Regions from separate parts of the Homo sapiens genome. Here region 2 is linked to region 1. A link is a loop called in an ENCODE intact Hi-C map of the cell type or tissue named here. Cell type or tissue: heart right ventricle. All regions are shown on one strand. Each heading gives the region's core, and the rest is flanking DNA. Links, peaks and the distances in the headings are about the cores only.

The links. Hi-C counts contacts between places; a loop is a spot of excess contacts. Peaks named below come from ENCODE experiments on the same cell type or tissue, not always from the same donor. Only the 100,000 strongest peaks of a DNase experiment are listed, where the experiment ranks them.
Region 2: a loop joins it to region 1, with 9 times the contacts of the local background. A loop is called at or near these places in 3 of 110 quality-filtered maps.

What each region holds. Positions count from the first base shown.
Region 1 is chr9:118,624,172-118,629,556 of GRCh38, forward strand. No RefSeq gene overlaps it. Among named protein-coding and RNA genes, the nearest start is that of LINC02578, 53 kb to the right of the region's middle. In heart right ventricle, for the core only: no CTCF peak of the experiment used is centred there; no DNase peak of the experiment used is centred there.
Region 2 is chr9:118,674,346-118,679,730 of GRCh38, forward strand. The region is part of intron 3 of LOC102724929 (a long non-coding RNA gene); the gene reads right to left. LINC02578 (long intergenic non-protein coding RNA 2578) reads left to right here and starts at 5,326. Exons shown (of 4, transcript NR_151725.1): 1 at 5,326-5,379. In heart right ventricle, for the core only: no CTCF peak of the experiment used is centred there; no DNase peak of the experiment used is centred there.

The DNA of each region.
Region 1 (5,385 bases), core at 329-5,328:
TCTTCCTGTTAGTAAAATCTCTGCATTCATCTATGAGGTTCACATTTTTTGGTTAGTCTTTTACTTTATTCTGCAGATTTTGGATATTTCTTCACATGCTTTCACAGTTTCTTCCATTCCTTGCTGCTTCTGACTGGATTTATTATTATTGTTTCTAGTCTTAAGCCAATGCACAGGATGCAGCCTTTTATTAAGAAGCAAGGAGAAAGGTAGTATCATAGAAACATTTAATTCATTGCACAAAACATAGGAATGAGTTCTGAAAAATACTAACAAATAGGTATAGCACTGAGGATCAGTTAGGGAGACAGGCACAAACATAAAAATCTATAACAAGTTATATACACAAAGTTATATAAGAGCTTCAAAAAGTAATTAATTTTTATCAAGTAGTATTTGAAGAAGACTCCTTAGAGGACAAGGCATTTGATCTTGGTTACAGGAATTGTTCAGACCCGGATGTTCAATGAGCTTTCCTGATGCTTGAGATCTTCATAAGATTGTTTCAGGTCCCAAATTTTGCCACCTTTGGAATTCTAAATCTCATGAGATATCATCAAGTTTCTGAGGAGGTTTATGGCTTAAATACATAGCTTAGACATGTATGAGTCATCTCTGTGTCCCATGCATTATTCGCATACCCAGAGACTGCTCTGAGCTGAGTCAAATTAACATTTGTCTTTGAATTTTTTTCCCTTATATATACATACACATGTATTCACATACACTACACGTATTTCATGTATACTCTTTTTTTATTATTATTATACTTCAAGTTATGGGACACATGTGCAGAACATGCAGGTTTGTTACATAGGTATACATGTGCCATGGTGGTTTGCTGCACCCATCAAGCTGTCATCTAGGTTTTAGGCCCCGCATGCATTAGATATTTATCCTAATGCTCTCCTTCCCCTTGCCCCCTAACCCCTGACAAACCCCAGTATGTGATGTTCCCCTCCTTGTGTCCATGTGTTCTCATTGTTCAACTTCCACTTATGAGTGAGAACATGCAGTGTTTGGTTTTCTGTTCCCGTGTTAGTTTGCTGAGAATGATGGTTTCCAGCTTCATCCATGTCCCTGCAGAGGACACGAACTCATTCTTTTTTATAGCTGCATAGTGTTCCATGGAGTGTATCTGCCACATTTTCTTTATCCAGTCTATCATTGATGGACATTTGAGTTGGTTCCAAGTCTTTGCTATTGTGAATAGTGCTGCAATAAACATAAGTGTGCTTGTGTCTTTATAGTAGAATAATTTATAATCCTCTGGGTAGATACACAGTAAAGGGATTGCTGGATCAAATGGTACTTCTGGTTCTAGATCCTTGAGGAATCGCCACACTGTCTTCCACAATGGTTGAGCTAATTTGCACCCCCACCAGCAGTGTAAAAGTGTTTCTATTTCTCCACATCCTTTCCATTATCTGTTGTTTCCTGACTTTTTAATGATCACCTTTTTAACTGCCATGAGATGGTAACTCATTGTGGTTTTGATTTGCATTTCTCTAACGACCAGTGATGATGAGGTTTTTTTCATGTTTTTTGGCCACATATACGTCTTCTTTTGAGAAGTGTCTCTTCATACCCTTCACCCACATTTTGATGGGGTTGTTTGTTTTTTTCTTGTAAATTTATTTAAGTTCCCTGTAGATTCTGGATATTAGACCTTTGTCAGATGGATAGAGTGTAAAAATTTTCTCCCATTCTGTAGGTTGCTTGTTCACTCTGATGATAGTTTCTTTTGCTGTGCAGAAACTCTTTAGTTTAATTAGATCCCACTTGTCGATTTTGGGTTTTGTTGCAATTGCTTTTGGTGTTTTAGTCATGAAATCTTTGCCCGTGTCTATGTCCTAAATGGTATTGTCTAGGTTTTCTTCTAGGGTTTTTATGGTTTTAGGTTTTATGTTTAAGTCTTTAATCTATCTTGAGTCAATTTTTGTAAAACGTGTAAGGAAGGGGTCCAGTTTCAGTTTTCTGCATATGGCTAGTCAATTTTCCCAGCACCATTTATTAAACAGGGAATCCTTTCCCTATTGCTTGTTTTTGTCAGGTTTGTTGAAGATCAGATGGTTGTAGACATGTGGCATTATTTCTGAGGCCTCTGCTCTATTTCATTGGTCTGTATATCTGTTTTGGTACCATTACCATGCTGTTTTGGTTATGTAGCCTTGCAGTGTAGTTTGAAGTCAAGTAACGTGATGCCTCCAGTTTTGTTCTTTTTGCTTGGGATTGTCTTGGCTATACGGGCTCTTTTTTGGTTCCATATGAAATTTAAAGTTTTTTTTCTAGTTCTGTGAAGAAAGTCAATGGTAGCTTGATGGGAATAGCATTGAAACTGTAAATTACTTTGGGCAGTATGGCCATTTTCACGATAATGATTCTTCCTATACATGAGCATGGAATTTTTTCCCATATGTTTGTGTCCTCTCTTATTTCCTTGAGCAGTGATAGATGCAGAAAAGGCCTTCAATAAAATTCAACACCCCTTCATGCTAAAACACTCAATAAACTAGGCATTGATGGAACATATCTCCAAATAATAAGAGCTATTTATGACAAACCCATAGCCAATATCATACTGGATGGGCAAAACCTGGAAGCATTCCCTTTGAAAGCCCACACAGGACAAGGATGCCCTCTTTCACCTTTCCCATTCAACATAGTATTGGAAATTCTGCCCAGGGCAATCAGACAAGAGAAAGAAAGAAAGGGTATTCAGACAGGAAGAAAGGAAATCAAATTGTCTCTGTTTGCAGATGACATGATTGTATATTTAGTAAACCCCATTGTCATCAGCCCCAAAACTCCTTAAGCTGATAAGCAACTTCAGCAAAATATCAGAAAGCAAAATCAATGTGAAAAACTCACAAGCATTCCTATATGCCAGTATTAGACAAACAGAGAGCCAAAAAAATGAGTGAATTCCGTTCAGAATTGCTACAAAGAAAATAAAATATCTAGGAATACAACTTACAAGGAATGTATATTCTTTATACGCAGAATATTTAGTGCAAAATTTGGGGAGCTAAGAAGAATTTTAGATCACAATAATTCAAACTACTTGTATTAGTCTGTTCTCACACTGCTAATAAAGATATACCCTAGACTGGGTAATTTATAGAGTACAGAGGTTTAAGGGACTCACAGTTCCACATGGCTGGGAAGGCTTCACAATCATGGCAGAGGGCAAAGCAGAATCAAAGGCACGTCTTAGATGGTGGCAGGCAAGAGAGAGCTTGTGCAGGTGAACTCCCATTTATAAAACCATCAGATCTCTTGAGACTTATTCACTACCACAAGAACAGTATGGGGAAACCACTCCCATAATTCAATTATCTCCACCTGGCCCTGCCTTTGACACATGGGGGTTGTTACAACTCAAGGTGAGATTCGGATGGGGGCACAGCCAAACCATTTCACCACTCAAAACTGTTTATTACATATTCTTGGTTATAAGAGTTCCTTTGTTGCTTGATTGAGGATTTTTCATGGCTGCTTCATCCTACAAGGTATCCAGGCCTCATATTATCTTATTACCCCTCTCGTTTCTTTCTATTCCATGATTCTTCCAGACACCATCCCTCCCAGATTCCTTCACAAACTTCAAAATCAAATTTATTCAAATTTTCAAGATAATTTAGCTTTTCCCAGCTGCTGCTCCTGACTCAGCTCCATGCCACCACTGGCTATACAAATTTGTTAAATAACATCTGCCCTGCTTGGAACATATTTATGATTTATAGGCTAATTATTATTTCATTGGATATACTAAAGATGTCCAAGTAAAAGTAATGTGACTGGAAAATCTTTACAAATATTAATTTTTTACTTAATTAGGAACTCATCAAATTTCTTCTCTGGACCCAGAACCAGTGCCCCCCCAGCATACACTCCTGGACATAAGCCCTGTCCTGTTTTAAACAACACTACATTTACAGCAGAGAAAGTCATAAAGTGATTCTGAACTAGAAAAAAAATATATAAAATGTACACATGCATAATCAGTACCTCACCCCACAACCCCCGGCGCAACACATACACACAGCCTGAGACTAGATAACATCCTATAGATTGGGGCAAAATGAGAAAGGAGGAACAGTGAGATGTGTCATCAAAAGGAGATTGCCCTGTTTTGCCTGAGATGGAGCACCTGCAACCAGCACAGGGACAGGTGTGGACTAAAGACCATCCCATCTCTATTTCAGTAGCATGCAGCACATTTCATCTGGATTGAGGAGCTCTGGAGGAGTACTTGTAATTGCTAGCAATAAGTCTATGATCAACTGTCAAGGGAAACTTCTACTTGCACCTTAATCTTTTAACACCCCTCTCTCACACACACACAAACACACCAATAACTATGCTGTATGGACAACTATCTTTCTTCCTTTTTTTTCAGTCTGTTGCCTAGGCTGGAGTGCAGTGGCACCATCATAGCTCACTGCAGCCTTGAACTCCTGGGCTCAAGCAATTTTCCTGCCTCAGCCTTCCAGGTACCTAGGATTACAGTCACATGCCACACCAGGCTATTTTATTTTTATTCTTTTGTAGAGACGGGGGTCTCATTATTTTGCCCAGGCTGGGTTTGAACTCCTGGCCTCAAGCAGTCCTCTCAACCCAGCCTCCCAAACTACTGAGATTACAGGTGTGAGCCACCATGACTGCCAAACAACTATCTTTCAACAGAAACATAATTACAAACTTTGGGAAGAGACACTAAGGGCCTAGACATCTAGGGTGGTGATGATGATGTGGAAGGAAAGCAGCCCCTAGCACCACATCCTGACCTCAAGCTATCTTTTCTCAAGATACACACAAATATAGATGAACCAAGCAAAGATACCCACTGAGTTAAGATACTGGTGAAACTTCTATCCCATTGAGTATCAAGATAGGAGATTAGGGGAGGGGAAAAGGCAAGGAGGGAACTGACAGATGCTGGCAGTTCCTAGACAGGCCATGCGGAAGTGGGTTTGTGAGCCAGATATCTAGAACTGAAGGAGGAAGACATAGCCTCTTAATTGGTTTGGGGCATTGAAATATGTGTGGGCCACTGATAATAACTCCAGGTCCAGAACTGTAGGACCCATCAGCAGCAGTGGTGGAAAAAGGGAAGAGCTGAAATTTTACAGAAGGACTTACCCTCCCTATCTCCTCCACTTTCCTGTTAGCTTCCAGCATCCGTATCAACTTCATCACGTGTGCATTTGTCACACCAGGTGTCATCTTCAAAATAAATTTTGTTAAATTTGTTTTCATTGATACATAATAGAGGTACACATTTTCAGGGTACATGTGATCAGTGATACATGTATATTTTTGTAAATATCAAGTCAGTGTAACTGGGATATCCATCAACTTAAATTTTAATGGGTGATCAAA
Region 2 (5,385 bases), core at 97-5,096, 50 kb after region 1:
TTCTGGTATGACTGGGTTGGCTCTAGATGCTATATGTTTACTTTTCTTTCTTTTCTTTTCTTTATTCTCTTTTCTTTCTTTTTTCCCTCCTCTCCCTCCCTTTCTCCCTCCCTCCCTCCCTCCCTCCTTTTTTTCTTTCCTTCCTTCCTTCCTTCCTTCCTTCCTTTGTTATGGCACACCTTTAATATTTCTTGAATGAATGGGTAAATTTTCCCTTTCTTAGTCCTAATTCTTCACTGCAAACTGGTTATGATTAATAATAGCTCTCAATAATGAAATATTATCACAATTTTGTGAAAGAGGCATTATTATCATTCCTCTTTTATGATGACACTGAGGCTGGAGAAAGGTTCAGCCATTTCATCAAATGTACTCATTTAGGAAAAGATAGAACCGAGCCTCAGAACTGGCCTTCACAGTCCAAGTGCTCTGTGCCTCACCTTCTCCATGTTTCCTCCTCTAAAGTGTGAACTGTCTAGATGAAATGTTCTTATGTATTGGATGTTTTGTGATTGTAGACTCATGCTCTTCCCTAGACTACGTATTTCTTTATTTATTATAGCAACTTGGAAATAAATATATCCAATTTAGTACTAGGCAGAGGTAAAAGGCAGAGAGCTGAGTCACTGCAATGTTCAAGATTTTAAAAGCCATTTGCAGCTTGCAACATAGAAAGTACAGGAAGAAAGACTTGACACATTGAAATTCAAACGTATCTTTCTGGCAGCAAACTATCTCTGGGTCCTGGGAAGCCTGAGTCTGGGTGAGCTGAGAAGTAATGAAGCCCTGCGTCTCATGTCATTGACTCTGGCATTTCAAGTACCACATTCATAACAGTAGACGCAAACCGCTGGGTCCCTTTCTACTCCACTAAATTGAAGTGGTTCCGCAGGGGAATATGGCAACAGGGATGAAAGCAAAATAACATTTCTTTTTCCACTGTAAAAAGAGAAGGTGCTGATGATGTTTATTCAAAAGAGCAACATCTAGAAATTGTGCTGGGACATGGTGACATTATGCCCAGCCATGCTTCAGTGAAACGTTCAACATCTTAGAGGGTGCGGACACATGCTATCACGGGGTTGCTTTCTTTCTTTTTCCTTCCTTCCTTCCTTCCCTCTCTTTCTCTCCTCTTTCTCTCTTCCTCTCTCTCTTCCTCTCTTTCTCTCTTTCTTTCTCTCTCTCTCTCCTTTCTTTCTCTTTCTTTCTCTCTCTCTTTCTCTCTCTTCTTTCTTTCTTTCCCTTCCTTTCTTCCTTTCTCTTTTCTTTTCCTTTCTTCCTTCTTAAAATAATGATATTCAGGACTAAAGATGTTTCTCATTCCACCCCAATCATTCCCTCTGTGTAACAGCTTGGTGTTTTGGTTTCCATTAACAGAAACCCAGATGCAAATTAGCTTAACATAGGTTAAAAATGTTTAATGGATCCCATGTTTGAAAAATCAAGGTTACTAGTTTCTGACAATGCTGGATATAGGGGCACAAATGATATGATGAGAATTCATCATTTCCTTCCCAATCATGTATTTTTCTCCATTTTGCCTCTATTTTCTTAGAATTTTGTTTTCCCATGGTTCTAATATTGCTTCTAGTATCTTCTGGGGTTACCTCTTTTTTAAATCCTATCTAACAGAAAAAAAAAAAGAGTGAGTCTGCTTTTCTGATAGCTTAAAATATATCCCAGAATTTAGTCCTTTGTCTCTGATTAGCTTGACGTAGCAACATATCTATCCCTGAAACAATCTTATTAGCAGTATGCAGCATTTTATTTCCTTAAGCTCCCCTTAGAGCTACAGATGGACTCAACTCCAACAGAATATATAGATTGAGAGTGGAGGAAAGATGCCACTCTTCAAATAAAATCTGAGATTTTTGCAAAAGAAGAGTAAATGAATGCTGGGTAACAAAAACAAACTGTATTCAATGAACATGTCCTTCTATTAGACCTCAAAGACATAATAACTAATTAAATTCTAATCAACCACAGAACTGAAAGATCCATTACATCTCATGTAGCTCTGAGATTGCATATTCATGGCTCAAGGAGTGGATTTATTTTTAAAAATGTATATTTCTAAGACGTATACAGTTTGTTTCTTTATTGTAATGGGACTTGATACATTTTTTCTGGAGATAAATAGTTGCTTTATTCTTTAGCCAAATATACATGCTTCAGTTCACCATATCTCAACTATTCTATATTGTCTCCTCAACACAGGAGACCAATTTAAGGAATCAGAATTCAATATATTTGTCCTGCTGACATTTTTGAAGCAGAAAAAAAAAATGTGGCTCTAATAAAATCTTGGTGGTGGTAGAATGAGTGTTTTATGTGCATCAAGAAAATGGAAGCAGATACGTTCTTTGGGGAAGTAAAGAATAGCCTTAGAAGTTTAATAAGCCAACACTTAAGATATGTAATTTACATTTTAAAAAGTAGGCTTTTGCATTGGAACCTGTCAGTTTTTTCATCGTTTTACGGAAGGTGAGATTAAGACTAAAGATGTTAGCATCTTGACGAGATCCCATACAGAAGTAATGGAGCTGAGATTATTGGGTCCACATGTTTTTCTCTCATCCCACACTTCTCAGCCCCCACCACACACACCATGAACACATTGTAGAAAATTGGGAAAATAGAGGAAAAAAATTTTATTTAAACTGTAAAATTAATGTAAATACTTGCAGAGAAAAAATCTCACCTATAATTTTACCACACTAAAAGCAAAGTTATTTTTTTCTTCTCTGTTACTCTTAATACCTATTATTTTATATTGTAATTACAGTATGTATGCAACACTGTGCCTGTTTTGTTAAAATGTTTTATATGCAGTTATTTTTGTCGTGATATACTGTTCATCACTATGAAATGTGCACATAATTATCCAAGAACAAATGTGCTACAATTTTGTGACCCTTCCTTTTCTTTTTTTCTTTGCACATTCTGCAAACTTTTCTTTTTTTTTTTTTCTTAGCTGTTACTTTTCTTTTTTTTTTTTTTTTTTTTTTTAGTATTTATTGATCATTCTTGGGTGTTTCTCGGAGAGAGGGATTTGGCAGGGTCATACGACAATAGTGGAGGGAAGGTCAGCAGATAAACATGTGAACAAGGGTCTCTGGTTTTCCTAGGCAGAGGACCCTGCGGCCTTCCGCAGTGTTTGTGTCCCTGGGTACTTGAGATTAGGGAGTGGTGATGACTCTTAACCAGCATGCTGCCTTCAAGCATCTGTTTAACAAAGCACATCTTGCACCGCCCTTAATCCATTTAACCCTGAGTGGACACAGCACATGTTTCAGAGAGCACGGGGTTGGGGGTAAGGTTATAGATTAACAGCATCCCAAGGCAGAAGAATTTTTCTTAGAACAGAACAAAATGGAGTCTCCTATGTCTACTTCTTTCTACACAGACACCGCAACAATCTGATTTCTCTTTCTTTTCCCCACATTTCCCCCCTTTCTATTCGACAAAACCGCCATCATCATCATGGCCCGTTCTCAATGAGCTGTTGGGCACACCTCCCAGATGGAGTGGCGGCCGGGCAGAGGGGCTCCTCACTTCCCAGACGGGGCAGCCGGGCAGAGGCGCCCCCCACCTCCCGGACGGGGCAGCTGCCGGGCGGGGGCTGCCCCCAACCTCCCTCCCGGACTGGGCGGCAGGCTGGGCGGGGGCTGACCCCCCACCTCCCTCCTGGATGGGGCAGCTGGCCGGGCGTGGGCTGCCCCCCACCTTCCTCCCGGACGGGGCAGCTGGCCGGGCGGGGGATGCCCCCCACCTCCCTCCCGGATGGGGTGGCTGGCCGGGCGGGGGATGCCCCCCACCTCCTGGACAGGGCGGCTGCCGGTCGGAGGGGCTCCTCACTTCCCAGATGGGGCGGCTGCCGGGCGGAGGGGCTCCTCACTTCTCAGACAGGGTGGCCAGGCAGAGATGCTCCTCACCTCCCAGACGGGGTGGCGGTTGGGCAGAGACACTCCTCAGTTCCCAGACGGGGTTGCGGCCGGGCAGAGGCGCTCCCCACATCTCAGACGATGGGCGGCCGGGCAGAGACGCTCCTCACTTCCCAGACGGGATGGCAGCCGGGAAGAGGCGCTCCTCACTTCCCAGACTGGGCAGCTGGGCAGAGGGGCTCCTCACATCCCAGACGATGGGCGGCCAGGCAGAGACACTCCTCAGTTCCCAGACGGGGTCACGGCCGGGCAGAGGTGCTCTTCATATCTCAGACTGGGCGGCCTGGCAGAGGGGCTCCTCACATCCCAGACGATGGGCGGCCAGGCAGAGACGCTCCTCACTTCCCAGACGGGGTGGCGGCCGGGCAGAGGCTGCAATCTCGGCACTTTGGGAGGCCAAGGCAGGCGGCTGGGAGGTGGAGGTTGTAGCCAGCCGAGATCACGCCACTGCACTCCAGCCTGGGCAACATTGAGCACTGAGTGAGCGAGACTCCGTCTGCAATCCCGGCACCTCGGGAGGCCGAGGCGGGCAGGTCACTCGCGGTCAGGAGCTGGAGACCAGCCTGGCCAACACGGCGAAACCCCTTCTCCACCAAAAAATACAGAAACCAGTCAGGCGTGGCGGCGCGCGCCTGTAATCCCAGGCACTCGGCAGGCTGAGGCAGGAGAATCAGGCAGGGAGGTTGCAGTGAGCCGAGATGGCGGCAGTACAGTCCAGCCTCGGCTGGGCATCAGAGGGAGACCGTGGAGAGAGAGGGAGAGGGAGACCGTGGAGAGGGAGAGGGAGAGGGAGACCGTGGAGAGGGAGAGGGAGACCGTGGAGAGGGAGAGGGAGAGGGAGATGGAGAGGGAGAGGGAGAGGGAGGCAACTGTTACTTTTCAATAAGACCTTCTCTTACCACCCCAAACTTTTCTTTCTCTTCTATTTTGTCTTCTATTCCAACCACTCCTTCAGTCAAATGAAAAATATTTCACAGGAAATCCCCCAAGCATTTAGACAAGCATTTAGTGGCAGGCTTAAGGAAGGTATTATACTAAGGGTAAGAATCTTAATCTAGGATTCAGAAATTGGTAAATTAAGAAGGAAAATCCAAAGGGAACATTCCAGATTGGCAGGGAAGTTTAAGGGACTAATAGTTTTTATTAGGAATAGTTCCATAATATGTAGAGGAACCCAAAGATATTAAAGTCAGTTCTTGAGATTCTCATATATGGGAGATACAGAAGAAATACAGAGAGCAGGCATGCCCTGATTCAGAGCTCAAATGATTTGTCCATTAGACTCCTCCTCACACCTGTTCTTTCTCTGTCTATATATTGGCTCTTCTATATCTTTAAATGGGTTACATTCATAGTGTTCTGAAGAATGCTACTGCCAGCCCTGTTGACATTTTTGTATTACCATGACTTCCAAGGAAAGGAGCAGTATTTCCAGGTAGAA